Linked DNA regions of Homo sapiens: regions 2 and 3 are each linked to region 1. Evidence: chromatin loops called from intact Hi-C (ENCODE). Cell type or tissue: PC-9. All regions are shown on one strand. Links, peaks and the distances in the headings refer to the core of each region. The heading gives the core; the rest is flanking DNA.

What was found. Peaks named below come from ENCODE experiments on the same cell type or tissue, not always from the same donor. Only the 100,000 strongest peaks of a DNase experiment are listed, where the experiment ranks them.
Region 2: a loop joins it to region 1, with 3 times the contacts of the local background. A loop is called at or near these places in 4 of 110 quality-filtered maps.
Region 3: it touches region 1 in a loop (2.3-fold over the local background); 3 of 110 quality-filtered maps call a loop at or near these places.

Annotation. Positions count from the first base shown.
Region 1 is chr5:61,164,612-61,172,628 of GRCh38, reverse strand. All of the region lies in intron 1 of SMIM15-AS1 (SMIM15 antisense RNA 1), which reads right to left. Among named protein-coding and RNA genes, the nearest start is that of SMIM15, 6.2 kb to the right of the region's middle. In PC-9, for the core only: a CTCF peak has its summit at 5,044 (motif pointing left); no DNase peak of the experiment used is centred there.
Region 2 is chr5:61,521,848-61,529,864 of GRCh38, reverse strand. ZSWIM6 (zinc finger SWIM-type containing 6) reads right to left here. Exons shown (of 14, transcript NM_020928.2): 6 at 3,889-4,065; 7 at 3,469-3,615. Among named protein-coding and RNA genes, the nearest start is that of LINC03122, 110 kb to the left of the region's middle. In PC-9, for the core only: no CTCF peak of the experiment used is centred there; a DNase peak (open chromatin) is centred at 3,874.
Region 3 is chr5:61,251,116-61,259,132 of GRCh38, reverse strand. It overlaps LINC02057 (long intergenic non-protein coding RNA 2057), which reads left to right. Exons shown (of 3, transcript NR_146624.1): 2 at 6,244-6,424. Among named protein-coding and RNA genes, the nearest start is that of LINC02057, 9.8 kb to the left of the region's middle. In PC-9, for the core only: no CTCF peak of the experiment used is centred there; a DNase peak (open chromatin) is centred at 3,732; H3K27ac peaks cover 1,051 bases.

The DNA of each region.
Region 1 (8,017 bases), core at 2,566-6,565:
TGGGACTATGAATGCTCCATCTACCAACTAAGGTGGCATCTTCTCAGTCAGGTAATGGATGGGACTGTTCCAATATTATCACCCCAGAAGTAGATGCCAAGATGGGACTAAATGTACAAGACTTTTTATTAGGGAAAACACCTGTGAGAGAAGATAGGGAAGGAGCTGGGAAAGAACTGGTGGACTATCACACTAGGATGCAAGTCTGACCCCAAATGTAAGAGAGCGGGAAAGAAGGTTGTGTGGAAGTGTACCAGACTGCCATGTAGCCTAAGGAAGGCTTGGCAAAGCAATGGGGATGTCCTTGAGCCTGAGCTGGCTATCAGAAGAGTCTTGGGTCTCCTAGAATCTCTATGATGCTCAGTTGCTGAACTGTGAGAAAAGCAAGGTCTTAGCACAAACATAGTGATGGATTTCACAGCATAGCAAGCAGCTGGGGCCCTTGGCCAAGTAAGCTCCCTGTAGTTGGGGGTCTGTGAGGTACATTCTCATAGCAGCAGCATCCTAGCAAGAGGCAGAGCTGGGATTCAAACCAGGTAGTTTGGTTTGAGTCTATACCCTCAACCACCGAACCAGAAGACATGTCTTGGAATTACAAGAGGTCTGAAATAAATCTATCATGCAGAAGATTTGTAAGGAGCCTGGGCCAGACTAGTAGGATCTCTAGGATCCTCTAAGAAGTTTGTATCTCATTCTACAGATAATAATGTGGGGGATACAGGGTGAGGGCACATCACAGTTAATGTATAGGACTATATTCCATATGCATTACATACATGCATGAATAATTTATAGGCCCATGTGTAGCTTTGAGTTCTCTGTGGTATAAAAGGATTAGCAGATTTGAAGACAGATGCAACAAAAAGTGATTCCTGTACTACATATATGATTGCATATACGTATTGCATATATGCAATGCTACATATATGGTAAAGTGGTCCAAAAAGTGCTGACAAAGCATTCATACCTTCCAGGGTATAAAAGTTTGAAAAAAAGGACCAAGACAAATTCATTTTCTATAACTCTTTACAAAATCATACTGTGGTACAAGGCAATCAAAAATTCATTGAATTTTTGCTATTTAAAAAATTTCATTAATTTATTTATTTATGGTTTTGAGATAGGAAGTCTCACCCTGTTTCCTAGGCTGGTCTTGAACTCTTGGGTTCAAGGGATCCTCCTGCCTCGGCCTCCCAAGGTGCTGAGACTACAGGCGTGAGCCACCATGTCTGGCCACTATTTACTACCAGTATTAAAATTTCTACCATTTTTACACAGAGGCACTATTTCCACTTAGGCTGTGTGTCAAATCTGCATTTACAGGCTAAGTGAGGAACTTAGCTACTATTTATAGTATTAATTACATGATAATCTGTGTAAGCTCCCAACAATCATCTTACAAATGAATTCTACAGAATACAACCTTTTTATTATCAAAAGGAAGTTACATGTTTATTAATTAGTATCACAATAAACAGGTATTATTAATACTATTTTATGGATATAGGAATCTAGGCACAAAAATAAAGTTTCCTTGACCCACATAATGAGATAAAATATGAACCCAGAACTAGAGATTACATCAGATTCCTATACACCTATATTCATTAACAGTACAACTCTACAACTGTGGCATAGTCCTACAACAGAATATTAAAACCTAGAGATAAAAAAAAAAATAAAAAAAAATTGGTCCAACTTTCTGTCTGAAGGCAGGAATTATTATTATCTGCTTATTACAGAGAGTGGAGAATTAGTTGGTCAAGGGCAAATCTAAAAATTTAGGAAAACTTCAAATTCAAAGCCTCCAGAAACTCATCAAACTTGCCAGTATTACTTACCCTACTTCAAGAAGACATATATGAAACAGAATGGAGTTTCTGATTTCAGATTGCTCTACTTCCTTACTTTAAGCCAGGAAGCCTAAAAACATAAACTGAACTCAGCAGATGCAACTAAAAATTTGGGACCAGGATGTCTTTAAGTGAGGGACCAGGATGTGTAACTGATGGTTTAGGAAACTATATTTATAGCCTGGTATCATTAAATTTTTGTTCACTTTTTAAAGTAGATTCCAAATATACACATTATACTCTGAAAGCTTTTTAAAGACACAAACTAGCTTTTAGAATTAGACTTTGGGATGCAATTCCAAATGATTTCTTACGTTCCACAGTTCTGAATGAGAACTAATGGTTCTGAATAGTTATGAGATTTAAAAATAAACATAAAAATTTGGATCAATGGGAGAATTTTACTTGTAACTACCTGTTAACATATCAGGGGTCTCTATGTAAACTTCTGAGATTCAAACACTTTACCTACAGGCAACCTGTACCCCACATTATTTCACAAAGGATTGCGATGTCTTCCTACGTGAACATATACAATAATGATAAAGGATATCTGTTCTAGGAAAAGCATATTTAAAAAGAAATGCAAGTATGCAGGTTAGGATGACCGTTAAACGTGCATTTCAAATTTGGCTTGAGCTTCCTGACAAAATTTTCACTATCAAAAAGTGGCTTCCGAAACTATTCTAAGAATCACTTACTAATATATCTTACATGGGACTTTATATAAAGGACACTGAGGCTGGGTGTGGTGGCTCACGCCTGTAATCCAAGCACTTTGGGAGGCTGAGGCAGGAGGATTGTTTGAGGCCAGGAGTTTGAGACCAGCCCTGGCAACACAGCAAGACCCCATCTCTAATAAAATTAAAAAATAAAAAAGTAAAAGGGCACAATATGACACAGAGGACAATACCCTTGACAACATCATATTGCAAATGCAGTTAAAAATTTTTGCATGGTTACTTTAAGCAGTTAGCTTAGGTGAAGGTAGAAGGTCTAAATTAAAATGCTACTTGGTGAAGGCAATCGTGCTAGGGGCTGCTTTTGCAATACAAAGCTTTTACACTGAAGGCTTCTTAAACGTGAATTAGTCTTCCCAATGGGATAGCAATTCTAATTTAATGGCTAGGAGAACCCAGTACAGAAATAAAAAGTTACTTGACATAGCTAAAAATCATATAGGGACAGGCCTAATATTTGATCCTCTAGTTTCAGCCAGAAAGTTTAGGGTCTCTTACGATTTTAGCAGGACTACAACCCAAGGCTTCAGATTTACTGGACATTTTACTCCTCCAAAAGGATGGCTGCTAACTACAGGGAATTAGTTTGCAGCATGTACATGTATGGTGGCATTCTGGAGATTAAGCATTGTAAATATGAAGTCTTGGAGTTAAAAAAGCACACATCCAATTTTCAGTATTATGTCAACAAATATAAACTACCCAAAACAGCAATATATAATCACCTATATTGACTACGCTCAAAAAACACACTGAATTGGTTTTAAAATGGCAATGGCCATGGGTAGCAAGGAATTATCAACAACAGAAGCACCTGCTATCTAATCTTTCTCCCACAATCTGCGTTTGGAATCACAGGCTGGAAAGTATCTAGTGAGGGCATCTAGTCTGCGTATACACTCTTATCCCATTTTCAAAGATCTCTATTTAGATCTCTAGTCTAGCTTGCTCTTATCTTAAATCGTAGCACCTACGGCCTAGGACTAATTCTTTTTATCAATGAAAATGATGAATCACGACTTTCCTGTAAATACTTTTACGAAGTTGGAAATCATTAAGTAACTAGTCTTCTCTCATTAACACGATAACTACAATTATTTTAACCTTTCCCAAAACATCTTACTAATCTTTTAGACCTCTTCCTACTAGGGTATCTCACCACTTTCAAAACATACTTCAACAGTTTGGCACTTTACTATGAGCTTCACAAATATCCAGGATTTAAATTATTTCATAATTCCTTCAAACATTCTCAGTTTTATTTGTAAGCAACAATGCTACATCGTGAAATCAATTATTTAAAACAATGTTCTAGGTATTGGGGTAACCGACCTCATATAGCTTACATTCTAGTGGAAAAAATAGACAGTGAACCAGTAAACAAGGTATCAGATTGAGGTAAAAGCTGTGGAGAAAAAAAATGTTATGGGGGTGGAGAAGCCTTTTGTAATAGGTAGCACTTCATTTGAAACCTCTAGGAAGGCAGTAGCCCTGCAAACATATGAAAAGAACGTTTTAAGCAATTTTTGGCTAATGAAAGTTTAACGAGTAATCTGCTATATATTTATATGCATTCCTTCCAAATTATATAACCTTGTACTGCTCCCTATTGAATTTTATTGTTCTTATTTTGAAGACTAATTCTATCCTTTTTTTTTTTTTTTTTGAGACGGAGTCTCACCCTGTCACCCAGGCTGAAGTGCAGTGGCGCGATCTCGGCTCACTGCAAGCTCCGCCTCCCGGGTTCAAGTGATTCTCCTGCCTCAGCCTCCTGAGTAGCTGGGACTACAGGCACCCACCACCACGCCTGGCTAATTTTTTGTGTTTTTAGTCCACGCCCGGCTAATTTTTTTGTATTTTTAGTAGAGACGGGGTTTCACCATGTTAGCCAGGATGGTCTCGATCTCCTGACCTCTTGATCCACCCACCTTAGCCTCCCAAAGTGCTGGGATTACAGGCGTGAGCCACCGCACCCGGCCTCTATCTTTTATAAGCTTTTCATTATCTCCTTTAATTGGTGTATTCCAAAGTTTGAGACGCATGCCTTCTAATTTAAACAAGCATTTCTTAATAATATTAACTAACAGTTTAGGAGGTGTTTCTGCCAAACAACATTTAATAATGGTTGGAAAAATACTAACTGAAACAACTTATAGGATAGGCCTAAATGAGTTTTCCAGAAAACAATTTGGTCACACTTTGCAGGGAAAATAGGCTGAAACAGGCAGAGTATGACCCATTCAGAAGATGAGGCTAATGGGACCATGAACCACCGATGGGTTGGTCTAATAGCAGTGAAAGAGCCCAACAGAGAATTGAGAGGTTTATAATGTCATGTATGTGGGATGAAGAAGCCGATCAACTGGCAAGGTTGGAGAAAACCTTCCCCAGCACATTGGCTCTCTGAGACATGCTGCCACCACCTGGGCAATAGGCAATTTTGAAGTTTGGGGGGATTTTAGTTATTATCTGTTAACAATTATAGAATCAAAAAACATACTTTCATATTATAAAATCAGCATTTTTTGTCAAGAAAAATGAAAGACAAAAAACGCTGATTTCATAGAATGAAAGCATGTTTTTTGATTCTACAATGGTTTTGTTTTTCGATTAAAAAAGAGCAGAGATTTTGGCCAGATATACTTAAAATTCCTGCTTTATTTTTAAAGTCTCTGGTTCCCTATCTGTAAAATTAGTATAAAAATACAATCCTGTGGTGTTGTTTAGTTTCAGGATTAGTGATAATAAGTGTGAAGCACCTAGCCCAGCACCTGGTACATACTAAGTACTCAATAAGTAACTTTTTTTTTTTTTTTGAGATGGAGTTTTGCTCTTGTTGCCCAGGCTGCCAGGCTGGAGTGCGGTGGCGCGATCTCGGCTCACGGCAACCTCTGCCTCCTGGGTTCAAGCAATTCTCCTGCCTCAGCCTCCCGGGCAGCTGAGATTACAGGCATGCGCCACCATGCCTGGCTAATTTTGTATTTTCAGTAGAGACGGGGTTTCTCCATGTTGGTCAGGCTGATCTCGAACTCCTGACCTCAGGTGATCCACCAGCCTCGGCCTCCCAAAGAGCTGGAATAAGTAGCTTTTTTTTTTTTTTGAGATGGAGTTTCGCTCTTGTTGCCTAGGCAGGAGTGCAATGGCATGATCTCTGTTTGCTGCAACCTCCACCTCCTGGGTTCAAACAATTCTCCTGCCTCAGCCTGCCAAGTAGCTGGGATTACAGGCATGTGCCACCACGCCCAGCTAATTTTTTAATTTTAGTGGAGACGGGTTTCACCAAGTTCATCAGGCTGGTCTCGAACTCCTGACCTCAGGTGATCCACCTGCTTCTGCTTCACAAAGGGCTGGGATTACAGGCATGAGCCAATGTGCCTGGCCACAATAAGTAGCTTTAAAAAAAATTATTCTTCTGTATAAACTTTCAAATATCACTAAAATCTGATTATGCTAAAAAAAAAAAAATCACTGCCTGGGCACAGTGGCTCAGGCCTGTAATCCCAGCACTTTGGGAGGCTGAGGCGGGCAAATCACCCGACATCAGGAGTTTGAGACCAGCCTGTCCAATATGGTAAAAACCCATCCCTACAAAAAATACAAAAATTAGCTGGGCATGATGGTGCACGCCTGTAGTCCCAACTACTCGGGAGGCTGAGGCAGGAGAATCACTTGAACCTGGGAGGTGGAGGCTGCAGTGAGCTGAGATCGCACTACTGCACTCTAGCCTGGGCAAGAGAGCGAGACTCTGCCTCAAAATAAATAAATAAATAAAAATAAATAAATATTACATAAATGTGCCTATTAAGAAATGTTTTGCATTATGTTTCAATGGAAGTAAAAAACCTCACAAAATAAAATTTAGGGAAGAAACCAATTCCATCAAAGTAAGATGCAGGTAAGAGAACTCTCAAAGTCTTTTAGACACACTCAATTGTTATTATTAAACTATATTATTATCTTAATATTATCTGAATCTTATTCTGGTTTCACTACTTACAACTTTGACATGGGTTAGAATGAGATATAATTTTGCACCAATCAAGGGAAAAATACTTTTTAAGAAAAAAAATGGCATGGGACTGCCACAGGACTTCCATTCTCAATAGACAAAAGAATTTTATAAGGCTCTACTTATAAAATATAATTGCAATAGAGTACACTAGTGCTGAAGAGGCTGGTGGTGTGATATACTACACAGGAATTATCTTATGCAAAGGCAGGCCCTATTTCATTAACAGCATCAGGTTTAGTTAGTTTGGCTAAACTTACATGAATAATATTTTATTTCTTAAAAGTAAATAAAGCAGACCTTATTTCCTTGTTATTCTAAATTCGTATTCTGACAGACATTTGAGAGAATAAAAACCTGATTAAGGATCTTTTCAAACAAAGAAATAAGATCTTGTCCTGGAACAGTGGCTCACACCTGTAGTGCCAGCACTTTGAAAGACAAAGGCAGGAGGATCACTTCAGGCAAGGAGTTTGGGACCAGCCTGGGCAACAGAGTGAAACCCTGCCTCTAGAAAAAAATTTTTAAAAATTAGTTGGGCATAGTGGCATGCATCTGTAGTCCCAGCTACTCTAGAGGCTGAGGTGGGAGGATCGCTTGAGCCCAGGCAGTCAAGGCTGCAGTGAGCAGTGATGGACCCACTGCACCCCAGCGTGGGTGACTTAGTGAGACCCTGTCTCAAAAAAAAAAAAAAAAAAAATCACTGAAACTCATTCTCTCTAGTTGGGCTTGACTTAGAACTGAATACATTAAGCAGAAAATTAACACTGGTCATAGGTTTAAAAAATAATGAGTATGCTAAGCTGGGCATGGTGGCTTGTGGCTGTAGTCCCAGCTATTCAGAAGGTGAGGAGTGAGGATCCCTTGAGCCCAGGAGTTCGAAGAGGCAGTGGGCTATGATCGCACCACTGCATTCCAGCTGGGCCAGAGCAAGACCGTGTTTAAAAAAAAAAAAAAAAAAAAAGGCCAGGCGCGGTGGTGGCTCACGCCTGTAATCCCAGCACTTTGGGAGGCCGAGGCGGGTGGATCACGAGGTCAAGAAATCGAGACCATCCTGGCCAAATGGTGAAACCCCATCTATACTAAAAATACAAAAATTAGCTGGGCGTGGTGATGCCCGCCTGTAGTCCCAAGTACTCAGAAGGCTGAGGCAGGAGAATCGCTTGAACCTGGGAGGTGGAGGGTGCAGTGAGCCAAGATCGCAGCACTGCACTCCAGCCCTGGTGACAGAGACTCCGTCTCAAAATTAAAAAAAAAAAAAAAAAAAAAGACCTTAAGAAAACTTGCAATAATGTTTCTATCAAATACCTTACTATGCTATTTATTTAAGAAAAATGACCAAATCCAGTCCAATTTACAGATTTTAAAGCTGAAAGGGCATTGGAGATTGCCTAGTATGCTTTCCACATATCTAA
Region 2 (8,017 bases), core at 1,930-5,929, 360 kb before region 1:
TTGAGTTCTAAAGGTTCATCTGTAAGTCAATATAAATGGTACTGAATTTCCAGGACAGCTCCCAAACATCTATTTAATTCATGTGTCTAGGGTACTGAGTCAACATTACTACTTACACTATTAAATTATGTTGTATAGGGAAAAATGAATTCCAAATTTTCTTTTGAGAAATTAGGAACAACTCCCCCACTTCCCTAGGAGGGGGCATTAGAGAGGACTAAGAAGTCCCACTGGAATTATCAATTGGTAACTCTACCACGATATGCAGAAGAGACCTCTCTAAATCAGTGTTAACTGGGTCATGTAAATTGAGGACTTGAAGGCAGCTGTAGCTTGGGTTAGACTTGTATTCCCACATGAATATCCTTAAATTACCCCCATCACCTTATGAAAATCTTCCTTAGTGTGAATCTGTAAGCCATTTAAGAGAGAACCTTTGCCATAAAGGGGAATGATAATAGACGATTATATATAATTTGAACGAAATAATCCTTTTCATTTTCTTCACAGAATATAATGCTTTCAAGTTAAACCGCAGAATGCTGGGAAAAAAAGCTATGTTTAAGATATATTCCATTGTTGTAAATAATGCAGTATTTTACATCTAAGTGTTTACTAAAGTAATAAATAATAGTAGCTCCTTCTTTTCATTTTTTTGAGATGGAGTTTCACTCTTGTTGCCCGGCCTGGAGTGCAATGGTGCGATCTTGGCTCACTGCAACCTCCACCTCCCGGGTTCAAGCGATTCTCTTGCCTCAGCCCCAAGTAGCTGGGATTTACAGGCAAGTGCCATCACGCCCGGCCAATTTTAGTAGCTCCTTCTTAAAGGAAAACATAATAAAATTTACATACAATATAAAATATACAAGAAAAATATTGCCATGTAAATATCTGAAGAGCCATTCCATGAATCCAATGTTCCTTCACAAGTCTTCTGGTTTTAAGCAATCAACTATCAGTACATAAAAATGAAAGACAGGCCAGCGTGGTGGCTCACGCCTGTAATCTCAGCACTCTGGGATGCTGAAGCGGGTGGATCACCCGAGGTCAGGAGTTCGAGACCAGCCTGGCCAACATGGTGAAACCCCGTCTGTACTAAAAATACAAAAATTAGCTGGCCGTGGTGGTGGGTGCCTATAATCCCAGCTACTCGGGAGGTTGAGGCAGGAGAATCGCTTGAACCCAGGATGCAGAGGCTGCAGTAAGCCGAGATTGCGCCACTGCACTCCAGCCTGGGGGACAGGGCGAGACTCCATGTCAAAAAAAAAAAAAAGAGGAAAAACGGTTTGGCACAATGTATTGAAATTTAAGTCGAGTCCTAGATTCCTTGAAAAGGTCCTTATATTCAATTTCTGTTGCTGGCTTTCATAAACATAATTAGTAGGAAAAAAGAAACATGAGCACTACTCCTGGAAACAACCAAATAAATATGTTTGCATATATACATATACACACACATATATATATGTATATATATGTGTATGTATATATGGATGGGGCTAAAGGAAATGCTGTGCTTATATAAACAAATATATTGTCAAGTGATAGAAACTGAGGAAATATGAGAAATCAAAAATAAATCAAATAAATCTGTTTTTTTTCAGAATCAATAAGCTAACACATCATGCCAAATAATTTTGAAAATGTATAAGATATTCCATTTACTAATCTTGGCCCATAACAAGTAGCTGTTATGGTACTTTAGACTTGTAACAGCTATGGAAAAGCCTATTTTTAAAATACGGAAAAACAATTACCAAAAATAAAGTAGGGAAAGACATAGGTATAGACATGTAATCCTAGCAATACCTAAGAATGGTTGGAAATAAAAGTTTTCATAGCTTGCAAGATAAAAGAGAAATGGGTCTAAGAATGGTCTAGACCTAAAGGTTACAGAATTATCTCAAAGACAATCAAAGGAGTCTAAGTTAACATATTCTGTAACTTACCTAAATGTAAACATGTTTAGGAACATTAGTTAGTTAGGAAACTAACTAACATTTTTACACTTTCCTTTTTTATTACAACATTTTAAACAAATTTTAAAAGTCAACATTTATTCATAAAATGTATAATATGATTTTTTTTAAAAATCAGATGATCATCACGAACTGGCTCTCTTTTTGCACAGTATAACAAGTCCTGCACTCTTTGTTTGAATATTATCCTTTATACTATTCAGAAATAAATTCCTTTCACCATAGACTGTGTATGTGTTGAAGGAAGAAGGATTTCAGAAAAATTTTCCAAAGTACCTAGCAATGTATTTTGCACACACCAGTGATGATATGAAGAACATCATGAACTGGACAAAGTCACGACAATCGGGGCTCTCACATTCCAATCCCATCTGAGCTTCCCTCTTCCTTTGGTTCAACTGTAACTTTTGACTTTTTTTCACTGTTAAAAGTTACAATAGACACTTGCTCCAACCTCTAGCCTTTTAATAATTTTTAGTTATACTCTAGTATGTGTATAATCACCCAAGCATTAAAAACAAAAATATAACCAAAACCAAAACCAAAACAAAAACCCAGCAACTAAAACTATCCCTCTTAATGAAAAATAAAATCACAGAGTGAAAACGAACCTGCTAAAGAAACATAAAAATAAAATTTATACCTATAGAAGGAACAAGATGTACATGGATTAATCAGAAAAAGCATATACATTTCTTTATCTGATCAGGGTCTTGTGCATGTAATTCAACCCTTTGCAATTACTATTACTCAGTAATAGTTATTCAAAATTTAAAAGATTAATAAACTGAGATAAAGAGAAGTTAAATGTGTTCTTTCAGCTGACAGCTCATCAAATGTCATTTACAGAATTTGAAAAATCCAGTTCTATTCTGGTCACTTTAAGTAAATATAGTAACATGTCCTGATGTACAAATTATTACAGCTAAAAAGTTTTAGAATGCTTACACATTGTGCCAAGCTTTGCTTTAAGTGCTTTACAGAAATTAACTTGGTTTAATCTTCTCAACAACTCTAAGAGATAGGCCCTCTACTGAGCCTCATTGCACAGAAGAGAATTCAAAATCACAGAGACGTCAACTGATTGCCTAAGGCACCCATTTGGGACGTTAGGATTGCCGGGATTCAAGCATAGGCTGTGTCCTTATTGTTAGAATTAAAATGCACTTCCACAAAATAAGGCATTTAGCTAACATGCATTTTAAATAATTTAGACATACTAAATAGTCATTAAAACAATAAAGAAAATTATCCCCCTTAAAAAAGTAACTAACCTGAGAGATTAAAAAAAAAAATCTTTGCTTACAACATTCAACTAAGAAAAAGATGCCCCAAATTTCTCACAGATCAGCCATTATTTTAAATGAATGGCGAGTAAAGCCATCATCTATGGTTTTAGTTCTAAAAGCCATCTCTCCCAGAACACAAAACCTAGTAATGTCATCACTAAGAATCCCATTCCAATGGAAACAAACTCCTTCACATTCACCTTTTTTTTGGGTTCGGAACATTTCCAACTGTTTCTGCTGCTGTCGTCTTAATGTATTAACAATAGCTATTGCTAGTCTCAGTGCTTCTCTGGGGTACCCATGAGAACGTAATGCGTCCACTCTTGCACAGGCTGTAGGAACATGTTCTAAAACAGAAAGTCAAGGGGGTAAAGTTGCCACTGTCAGATATATCCATAAAAAAAGAATTTAATAGTAAGATGTTTCTCCCAAAATACTATTAAAAAGACACAAGAAACCATTCCTGAACTTGGATTTGAATGAAAATCTCAGCTCCTATTGCCAAGCATTCATCCATCTCCCATTGAATCCTTCAGTTCTCCACCTCCCATTCCAGTAATGCTATAGAAACTAAACAAAGAAGTAAGTCATGGAAATGTCTTTCCGGTTTGGTCACTTACCATGCCAGAGGGGCCACCCGCGGGAGTCGAAGAGGGAGTTTTCAGTGTCGTCATGGTAACAGTAGTTGGTGTATAGGTCACTGCTGATAATGTGCTGCAAGTGGCTATCCTGCCAGTGGAGATCGCATGCCTCGATGGCTCGGGTGAACACTGTCCGATGTGGCCTGTTCGATGAATCTGTTTTTTCCACAATTCAGAAAGCCGTGTCAGCTATTATTCACATGTGAATAAATCAGTCATACCATTCTGTGGCCAGATGTTCATGAACACACCCACACACATTGTCCTGCACCCCCTAAGCAGAAGGGTGAAGGGTGAATACTCTCACATCCTAAGTACTAAGAGGCAGGTCAGCCCAAGAGCCACCATTCACTCACTTGTTTATCAAACACAAACATTCTGCAGCCATTAAAGCTAAGGTTAAAGGCGTCCTGCAAAAAGAATTGTCAAGTCTAGTTTCCATGCCAAATACACTCAAAGGAGCCACTCAGCACAAAAGTCACAGGAAAACTCACTGCTCCCCACTTCTGAGGTGCTGTGGTGGGCTGCCCTTATGGGATCAACAGCTCTCACAAACACTATGCAAGAGATGCGACACCAGCCATGGAACCTTTCAGGATTATGCAGTCAGCCTTTAAAGATATGCATAAGGGTTGTGCTTTTGGTTGTATTTTTTAACTATATTGTGCGGTTTTGCACAATTAAAACTATTATGCTTCTTGGGATATAATGCTTAAATATCACTTTATATCCCAAAGGGCATAAATGCATATATTTAACATTTCACAAAGCCACACAACATAGCTACAAAACAAACCAGCGCACTTACCTTGCCCCTACAGGCTGCCTCCTGACTCCTGGGCAGGTTCCATGACTGGTGTGATGTCCCCAGCATAGTGTATGCCAGGGCATCACAAAAGAGCAGAGCCATACACTCCGAAGAGGGTTCAAGTTTCAGGACCTGACGGAGAAAAGAAATGTTTGGGGAATAAAGGATATTCTCACCTCAACTCCTGGGATTATTCAATTCCTAAGGATTATATGGTTCAAATTCTACCTGCACACCCACCCCTTGGGTTCCCACTCTAAACTTACCTTCAACTGTGGCACAAACTTTAGCAATCCTCAACTGGAAATCAGGTTAACAAACTATTTTTATTTATGTGTACTTAACCTAGTTCAAATATAACCTCTCATTGTTCTGAGACTTAATTAAATGAGAAGCAAAATCTAGAGCTTCCTTAATTGGTAAGATTTCATTTTCCTGTCACCGGACCTTTGGCTGAGCACAGACATAAGGGAAAACACAAAAATCAAAGGACAACTGAATTGAGAAGAAGAGACTGGAGAACTCATCTACGCCAACCCCTTTACTCTGCTGATGGAACTGAAAAGCAAGGGAAGTAAAGTGACTTGCCAAGGTCACACCATCAGGCAGTGACAGTGGAGATTAAAACACAGATATCCTTACTGAAAATTCAGCTACTTCAGCTGGTTTGGAAAGGCTTTTGACAAGTCTTTAACAAAGAGACATTACTTCAGTTTGGTCTCAGGTCAACTTAGCTATCTGTACCTGAATGGTAGACATATCAAAATGCATGTGTGATAGATCATTTGAGAGGCATAAATAATGATGATCTGTTATGGCTCCCACCCAGACTCCTCACTAGAGGTGGATGGATAGTGAAACTGCAAGGGAGAAGGCAAAGTCCTACATTTAAGGACGTTTTGAATCTATTGGGGCTTTTTGCTGAGCAGAATAAACATACCCATGCCCAGCAAGAAATTGGTTCCGTGACCTCTCACAGTCAATTGATCAAATGTTTCAAAGTCCAAGCCTCACATAAGTGTTTTTTAGCCTCATGTAAGTATCTTTTGTCATTTCATTTATTTTGTTAAGCTGAAATCATAGAAACAAAATTTAAAACTAAAACGAGACTTTAAAAGAGCAACTTAGTATTATGCATGTATTAAAAGAGTGAGTTAGAGGTCTGCCTATTGATTTGGCTCAAATAGCAAGCTGTTAACATGATTCCATTTTTATAAAACATTAATAGATACCTGAACCTTTCACATGTTTATATGTGACTATATAAGTGTAGAGAAATGTTGCGTACACACACTAGGCTTTTAACATGGTTAGCTCTAATAAAACCAATGACAACAAAAGAGGCTAAATACTCATGAAATGAAATTTAAATGACAAGTCCTGTAATAATATGGGAAACACATAAAATTAAGTATGTAGCTGGACATAGAAGATATACAATTAAAAATTTGGTTTGACTAGGTATCAAAATTAGTCAACTTTTTAAAATCTTGAATGTCAGTGGCTATTCAATTGTGCAGTAAGATTGAAAAAAGGGAAATAATTATCTTGAGCAATTTTTTTAAATGATAAATACACATATTTGTAAGAATTTTTCATAAAGTACACAAAATAGTAATACATGCTGATTAAGGAAAACTTGGGAAATTAAGTAAAAAGGAGATATTTTTGTTCTTCTACTAAAAAAATTATAAAATTGGCTATACTTTTGGTATATTAAAAAATTATTCTCTTTCAAAGGGTATAGATTGCAATGTTGTTATTCATTAATTCTAAAAAATTACCTCAGCAGAGGCAGAGCCTGGATAAGCCCTTCACATGCACTCTAATGTGTAAACACAAGAAATTCCGTCCATGGCCTATACTGTGTGCACACTCAGTCCAGCTGCAATGGCACAGCTGCTGGACTCTATTGGCCACCACAAGCTCTACCCTGGGGAGCCAGCTGAGCTTTACAGGGAAGGGCACTACAGGTATGAACACCAGACCTCCTCTGTAGGCATGTCTCTTCTGACAGCCCCTCAGAAGGATGGGGGTATTCTGCTAAAAGTAGGTACCCTGGTGCCTTTCGGTCCAACAGATATAAACACTGCCCTTAGAAACAAGGTCCCAAATTGTATCACCTAGGCCAAACCATAAGCGAAATGAACTCTTTAAGTCTGGAGGCTGGACCATTTCTTACCAGCTTTCTAAGGCCATGAAATATTCATGCTTAATCAAGGGTAACAGAATAAATGGAATGTAAAAAGTAAAATGTAAAATGTTTGAGTAGCAGTCCCCAAAAGCAGTGGGGAATGAAACATAGTATAAATAGAAGGGGATTAAGGATATTACCTATGTAGATGTAGGCATACCCTTTCCTAGCAACGGAAGAGAATAAATGTTGAACAATTAAACTTAAAAATTCTGAGCACCTGGAAAAAAACTGGGGGTATGTGGGATACATTTATTTTCTTCGAAGTTATTAAATACAATCATCATGGGCAATAAAGATATGACAGACTTCAAATATTGAATTCCCATGGCAAATATCTCTAGACAAGGCAGAGTCAGACAATTGTCTTTCTCAAGTCCTAAAACTTCTTTTTGATTGGAAAAGTCCCTATGGAGTAATACATATCATTTTCTTTCTTTGCAGAGACTAAAAACACTATACTAACATCACATTCAAACTCAGCACATTGTTCCAGTTATTTCTAGTAGTACAAATTCAGCATGTGGCTAGTACATAGAGAATGTAGTCTTGACTCTGAATCCTAATGTTATTTAATTCCCACCTTGCTTCTATCATGACTTTAAAATCTTTCAAATTTTCTCCCAAAAAATGCACTGAATCATGCAAAAATAGTGTCATGAATTAGTTAATAAAATTTCTATTGGCAAGAAATAATTACTTAAGAATTTCATTTTGAAAGGGAAGAGAACATTCTGCAGCAGGTAGAAGGGAAAATGGGGCCAAGGGAGGAAGTTTTTTAAAGATGGGAGAGACTTGGGTTGAATAGATAGGTACAATAGAGAGGGAGAAGCTAAAAAAAAACAAAAAACAAAAAAAAACAAACAAAAAAAACAGGACAGAAATGAGACAGAGGTTCTTTTGGAAATGTCTGGGAGCATTTCTTGGTTGTCCCAAAACTTGGAGGGCACTATTAGCCTACAGCAGGTGGGCTAGACAACCCCTCACAATAAAAAAATTTCCCAGTAAAATGTCAACAGCATTCTATGTCCTTCAGTCGAGTCATAAAATATTTCCTTACTACATTTTAAAACTAAGAATTAAGTGACTAAATTATGCAATAGATC
Region 3 (8,017 bases), core at 1,930-5,929, 87 kb before region 1:
TCACCATGTTAGCCAGGCTGGTCTCGAACTCCTGACCTCAAGTGATCCACCTGCCTTGGCCTCCCAAAGTGCTGGGATTACAGGCGTGAGCCACCGCACCCAGCCCTTCCAGGTTTTTTAATACAAACATTATATTTGTCTACATCTATATTTATATATAAATGAAATCGTTAACATAATGGAATGTCATAACACTCTGGTCATTCTGCACCAGATCTTTCTCTTTTTATATTGTAGATATTTTCCATGTCAACTAACTACAAAGATGTAACCTATTTTTCTTTTTTATAAAAACATTTCACATTTTAAAATAAAGCAGTCCTTGCACAGAATCAAATCATACAGAAAGGTTTAAAATGAAAAGTAGAAATCTTCCACCATTTACTTCTAGTTCTTTTCTTGAAGTAATCACTGTAACTCCCGTAATAGTTTATCATATGTCCTTCCAGAAAACATAATTACTAATATCTCTGAATATGAACTCACAGATAACTTTTATTCTGCTCTGTCCCTTGGTTTGTTTATGTAATACATCTTAAAATTTTAAAGAATCGAGACATACCTAATTCTTTTTAATGGATGTGTAGTATTCCCTTATGTGACTACACCATTATTTAACCAGTTGTCTATTAATGGACATTTTATTTTAAACTTTTGTGCTAGAACAAACATCCTTATATATACATCTCTGTATACAGAATAAAACTTTGGTGTTCATTCCTCCATACTCTCGTCAGCCGTGGGCACAAGCACTTTATTTATGTTGTACAAAAACCTTTGCCAATTTGATAGGTGATACTTTGTTTTAACTTTCATTTATGTGATTATTAAGAAATCTATTTTATATGATTTGTTGCCTTGAATTGCCTGTTCATGACTTTCGCCTGTGTGTCTATTGCAATGTTTATCTTTTTCTTATTGATTTATAAAAAAAGTTTGTATTCTTATGTGAGAGCATGGACACACAACTCCAGTTCTGTAACTAAGATTTTAAAAAGCAATTACGTTTTACATTTTCCTAATTCTATAATAAACTCCACAGAGACCAGGCTAAAGTTTATATTTGTTAAAGCAAATTTTCCTAGTGAAGTGTAAATCTCGTAAAAACTTGAAAAAAGAAAGACACAGGAGAAAAGAATAACTTGTTTTCTAGTGTCCCTTACCATCTGAGGAGCACTTTTAGGGAGATGGTGAATTTGCTAAGGAAATCATTCTTAACAATTTAATACACATTCCTCATTAGCAACTCTGTCATCCAATTTTAAACTTAAGCTAGACTTAAATAAAAGTAATAAAAACTGTGTTTTAATAATTCCAAATGACTTTCACTCATTCTGACCAATTCCTCCTCAGTCCAAATTACTGAAGTTTTCTCATAATACTTAAACAAGCCCATTTTCAGAACCAGTGACATCATGATGATCAAGACTGCATTCATTTTCTCCTTCACACATTTTCCTACTGGATGAGTGGCTTCCTTGTTTAAACATGGAATTCACTCATCATAAAATGGATTTCATCCAGACACGAAATATGAAAAAATGAACTCATAGGAAATGACCCTTGAAATTCACACCACCCTCAAGGCTTGAAAGGATTTTCTATTTCATCAACTTTAGATGAGCCATAATAATAAAACATAAAATACTGCCTGTAATCCCAGCACTTTGGGAAGCTGAGGCGTGTGGATCATGAGGTCAGGAGATCGAGACCATCCTGGCTAACACGGTGAAACCCCGTCTCTACTAAAAATACAAAAAATTAGCCAGGCTGGTGTCGGGCACCTGTAGTCCCAGCTACTCAGGAGGCTGAGGCAGGAGAATGGCGTGAACCCAGGAGGCAGAGCTTGCAGTGAGCCGAGATTGCGCCACTGCACTCCAGCCTGGGCGACAGAGTGAGACTGTGTCTCAAAAAAAAAAAAAAAAAAAACCATAAAATACTACACAAAGATTAGAAAATCAGAAGTCACATAACTCATAGTTCTTCCCAAGTCTTGTTTTTCTTAAGCTAACTCATTCTCAGCACTTACAGCCAGTCCAGCCAGCCTCCATTCACTGTGTTTCCAGAACATGCTATGCATGCCTCTTTTATCATTTACTATACAGTTTTGGAATTATATGGGATGTATCTTCTCCCAAACTTGATTGCTAACTCTGCAGGTCAAAGACCACATCTTGTTTATCTTTGTGAACCTGCTAGATCTCACAATAACTGGTATTTAGTGGGCTCTCAGTAATTGCTTGTTTTGTTGTGTTATTATTACTATTTTGAACTATATGGAGAATCATTTGGGCCCCGTTTTTGCTCCCCTGTGACAAAGACAGCTGATTGCCACTTAGCCACACTGCCCCTTCTCACCCTTCTCCACCTTGCTTGTGGAGCCTTGATTTTGTTTGAAGGTCATGTGCTCAGGAAACAACTCCCCTTGCCAGGCTGGGTGGGGACATGAAGGGTTATTAGTCCAGGCAGTCTTGGCAGGCTCATGCCCTTGGCCTGTGGCCCAATCTTAGCCAAGGAGGTCTGACTGTAAGCCACCTAGGGAGCTTTGGGAAAAGGCTTTTCTTATAGTACAGAGAGACTCATAGGAGGAGACCCTCTCTTTTCACTGGGCATTGTTGTATTGCATGGGATGTCTGGAACTGTTGCAGACAGACATCTTGCAACATGAGTGGGGGACATCCCCAACCTACTAGAAACTGTAGAGAGAGCCTTGGTTGTTTGCTTGGGCTGGAGCCACTCTGCCTGAGACTTCCATTTTGAGAGATAATTAATCCTTAGTTGAATCCTATACACTTTAATAAAGATGGGGGAAACCCAGAGAAGATTCAGGAGTCCTCTACTAGGAGGAACAGAATGAAACTAGAAAGTTAAAAGGAATCAGAGGTTGCTGGGTGCAGTGGTTCATGCTTGTAATCCCAGCACTTTGGGAAGCTGAGCAGGGAGGATCACTTGAGTCCAGGAGTTAGACAGTAGCCTGGGCAACATAGCTAGACTCCGTCTCTACCAAAAATTTTTTTTAATAAATAAAAAAATTAGCCTGGCGTGGTGGCATGTGTCTCTAGTACCAGCTACTTGGGAGGCTGAAGTGGGAGGATTGCTTGAACTGGGGAGGTGAAGGCTGCAGTATTCTTATGACTTATCTAAAGCTGATGAAACAGAAAATCATGCCACTACACTCAGCTTGGGTAACAGAATGAGACTCTGTCAAAAAAAAAAAAAAAAAAAAAGGAATCAGAAGTTTTACCTTACGGTAGAGAAGCCTATGAAAGAACTTGGTTGCTGTTTCCAAGCTCCTGGAGAGTTTTATGGGAGGGGTGTCAAACTGTTATTCTACAAGACTTCTGAAGACCTAAGTGAAAGAGGAAATGGAATTAAAGCAGGAGAGACTCTGGCTGGATTTAAGGGAGAATTTGCCTGTAAGAATGCTCAAATACTGATATGGGCTACTGAGAGTAAGAGTCTGTCCCTTTGGAAGAGGACAAGAAAGGGCAAGTGTGAGTCCTTGAGCAGTTTATTATTCACCTACTTAATGGCAATGGTACTAACCAAATGGCTACTTGAAGTTTGTAATCTTATGTTCATCTGGAGAAGAGAAGCTACTGAAACTTAAGTAGATGAGGAATCAGCTACAGACTTCCGAAAGTATCCATTAGGTGATAAGTTTGATCTGACAAAGCTGGAAATACCTGTTTTAGCTCTATCAGGCCAAAATGTCAGCCCAACATCCAGTTTATAATTTACGCTAAACACACACTACTTTATCAGAGCTCTGTGATTAGTCACATACCCAGAACAAGGACACTGTATGAGAAATGTAGCCTCAGGGAAGGTGGCTGATTATGTCTGGGGTGCTTATTAGTAGGGCTGATCCTAATCTGAATCCACTTTTCCATGGAAGAATGTAAAAATGAGTATTGGATATGGTCAGTCTCTCTGACCATGTAAAAGCTCTATACAAGGTATGCAAGTCACCAGGCAGCCCGGTGTGGAGCAGCTCTGCTTCATGGCCACTGGTTCCTGTGTCCAAGACCTGGATTAAAGGAACAACTCAAATGCTACTGCAAGTTGATTTTACCAGCTGTGAAATTATGGCACTGGGTCATCATTAACCTGAGTGATAACTACCTCTCCTCTTACAACCAAATTTTTTCTTTTTAATTTATGTTACAACCAATTTTATATAAAAACCATTATTAGCAAGACTTTCTCATTAACCCCAGAGGCTAATATAAATACAATAAAGGCATCTTAAAACCTCTGAAAAGTTCCATTCTTGTTGATTTGATTAAGCATACACCACTTCATTTGATTGAGATTGCCCGTGGGACATTTCTTTTCCTTCTAAAATTTGTAGGACAGCTCTTAAAATGCAGCCCCCACATATTGAAACATAGCACTCTTTCACAAATCAACAAGTCCTCTTTTAGCCACACCAGGCACATTTCTATCACAGCGTTTACTGAACAGTGTGAGCTGGCCCTCTCCAGTCCCCTGCTCCTCTTCTTTAGCATGGATTCTCCAGCTCCTGTCCTCTCTTTTTCTTTCGCCTTGTTTCTGAGAATCCCACCTGATTCTCTGGAGCACAAGGGCACAGGCTCCCTGCCCTGACAGCACAAAGAGCCTTGAAACACCTCTCCACATTAGAGGCACTCAAAAGACCTTCTCCACATTGGATGAGCAACCTTAGGGAAGCTGAGTCTGGGGTCTCAGGCTGCCCATGCCTTCCCTTTACAACCCCCGCCCCCTACCTGCTTTGAGGCTTGCAGTGGGCAGTGGGGAAGCCTGTGGATTTAGGTGGTGCCAGTGAGGCTGTGTTATTTGGGTCCTCATTCCTTCCCTTAGCTCATGAGGTCGCAGCATAGAACAACCCTGTAAGTTGGATGCTGGCACCTCAAGTCTTGGCTTAGAAGTCACCCAGACCTCATAACAGACCCTATGCTGCCACCTAATACCAGTGTGTCTTTGAGCAAGGTATTTCATCTCTAAGTGACTGTTTCCTATAAAATAAGAGTAAAAATACCTACTTCCCACATTGTTATAAGGGTTAAATGCCAGACATAAAGAAAGCATCTATACATTACTCAGTAACATTATAGAGAAGTAAATGCCCCCTTTTTATAGCAATAATTGACTTCTAAATACCTGTATTCAGAAAATAGCAAAAGAAAGCATTTGCCACCTGCACCCAAGTTATTTCCTTTAAAAGCACCTGGGACCTGGCAAAATAGCTGCAGAGCCAAAGGCCTTCATCCTGAGGTGACTGGAGAATGGACTACCTTTTCCTAGAGCGATAGAGGCTCAGCAACATTGCATGTAGCACATGCCTCCCTGGGACACCAGGAAGGTTAATGAGATAACATCTAGATGGAAAGTGCTGAATGTGCCAAATATTACCAGGTTGCAATTTCTGGAGCAAGCTCTCCTTTGTCGAGCACACGGGGCTCTGAAAGAGAAGGTATAGCAGGTGAGGTATAATTTAGGAGAGTCAAACATACCCTCTCCCCAGGCATACCTCAGCTTTTCAGCAATATTGAGAGCCCCAGAAAAGGAAAGAGCTTCATGTCTCTACTGCTTTGCCTGCAGTTCAACTGGTTAAATTCCTGGATTTAGAATGCTATCCTGCCACGTTTCTGCAGAGTATCCTAGAGGCCACTGACTACACAGCTGTGAGGGACCTGCTCACCAGCCCTGTGACCTGGGGTGAACTGGGGCACCTGGCTGAGTCTCGGTTTCCTTGCCTGGAAAATAGAGATGACAGCTCCTAACTATTTCACACAGTTGTGAGGCTACAAAGCAAAAGTGCTTTGACAATTGTAATGCATATTAATGTGAACGATTAGATGCCACTTTCTATTCCCTCCTGTCTTATCTGTCTTATCTGACCATAACTGATGCTAAGTTTCTGACTCTACTCACATGCTACCAAATATGTATGGTACACCGCAAAGTCTAGTGGAATTTCCACAAGGCTGAATTATGGATTAGGCGCAGTGAGGAAAGGTGGTACTATTGGTTCTATTCTTAAGGACCAGTTTGTCCATGGCCCAGTGCTTACAGTTTGTGGATCCATTAAGCCATGCTGTTATATAGAAATAGTATTAGCTTTGTTTATGTCGCACTTGGAACTTTTCAAAACACTTCCACATGCTATTATCCCAGTCCCATTTAGTGTCTATCTCTAGGTCTCTGTTTCTCCCAGATCAGTCTTTTGGTATAACAGCTTTTCTCCTTGCTGTTTTCCAGCATATTGTTCCTGGAAGAGGCAAAAGCCTAGGGCTTCAAGATGCCGGGGCTTTAAGAAACCAAGGCATGACCTCAAGTGATTTGCCGGAGGTGGCCTCGGTGGCAGCAGTCATTGAAGAAAGGAAGACAGCTGCCCAGCCAGTCTGACAGACCATACACAGACAGCCCTGTTCACAGGGAGGTAAGTGTCTCTGCACAACCCGCGGCCACCACGGCGGCTTCAGGAAAGGCTCCCACATTCCCAGAGCCTCTGCTGCGGCTCACTGACAAATCAGCCCCTCAATAATCTTATTGTATGTTTTCAAAATAATTCTCAGTAATGCCCCAAGAATGTCTGAACTTCTGTGTGAACTCGCTAGTTTGCATATTTTTCAGCTTATTAGCGAGAACTCCGATAGACAAAGCCCATGACCTTGCTTTTCCACGGACCTCTTGGCCGGGGTGCAAGGGCAGCCTCTCCTGCTGGTGAACTTGCAGTGCCCTCCTGTCTTGTTCTGATTCTCTCTCACACTGATTCCAGCCTCTTTCTTCCCTTGCCCTCTTCATAGCCAACATTAAGAAATAAATCACTTGACTTTGATGATGGTTTACTCATTAGAGAAGGCCACAAGATTCAGGTTCTGAATTTTCATGAAGCAAGATTCTGGAAAAAGAAAGAGAGTGCAGAGATAGTGTTGCCTTTGATTACCTGTTTACCCCAAACCCAGCGCCGCTGGGAAGGGAGGACTCAGCTTCTGATTTCAGGATGACTGCATGCGACCACAGTTCTAATACAGCTTGTCATTCATAAATCCCTGAGACATCACAGGCCCAGCCAGATGTGATGTGGCCTGGCCTAATCCTTCAATGCAATGCAAGGGAGGGTGGAAGTTAAACCTTAATTAAAAACAAGATCTGATACTGCAAAATTACCGTTTTAAAAATGCTTTGAATGGGCTTATTTGGGAGTGTATTCAAGTGTATGGATACGCAGACTCAGGAGACACTGTTTTCTTGTTTCCTTAAATGCAGCTAATTATATAGAATCATAAAGAAGATAAATATCAGACTTCATAGCTATAGGGTAAGCTTCTCTCCAATACGTCTACCCAGGTTTTAGCTATATATAGCTTGATAAATTTTGATTGCATTTGCCAGTTCTTCTCTGTGGATTTCCAGTTACATGTAAAATAACCTCAGAGTTAGGGTCCTGCAACAAAGACAAGGGGCCAATTTTTTGCTTAAGTCATCCAGTTCCCAATTTTTGCTTAAGTCATCCAGTCACTTCTATATTTATTCTTTTTTTTCCCCAAGAAACCTTCCGTGATTACTATCAAAGTTGAGTCTTTTCCCCAAAGCTCCTATTAGATCTATGTAAGATCTTATAAACTGTCTTGGTTTCCCTTTTATACTTTTCAATTGCTTCCCTGTTCAACCTTATGAATAATTTTTACCAGTTTTTTTATTTTTTTAAGAGACAAGGTCTCACTCTGTTGCCCAGGCTAGATTTCAGCAGCGCAGTCATAGCTCACTGCAGCCTTAAACTCCTGGGCTCAAGCAATCATCCTGCCTCAACCTTCTAAGTAGCTGGGACCACAGGTGTGCATCACCATATCCCGCTAATTTGTTAAAAAAAATATTTTGTAGAGACCAGGTCTCCCTTTGTTACTCAGGCTGGTCTCGAACTCCTGGCTTCAAGCAATCCCCACACCTAACTTTCCCAAATTACTGGACTTACAGGCATGAGACATAAGCCACTTCGCCTATCTTCTTTTTCTTCTTCTTCTTCTTCCTC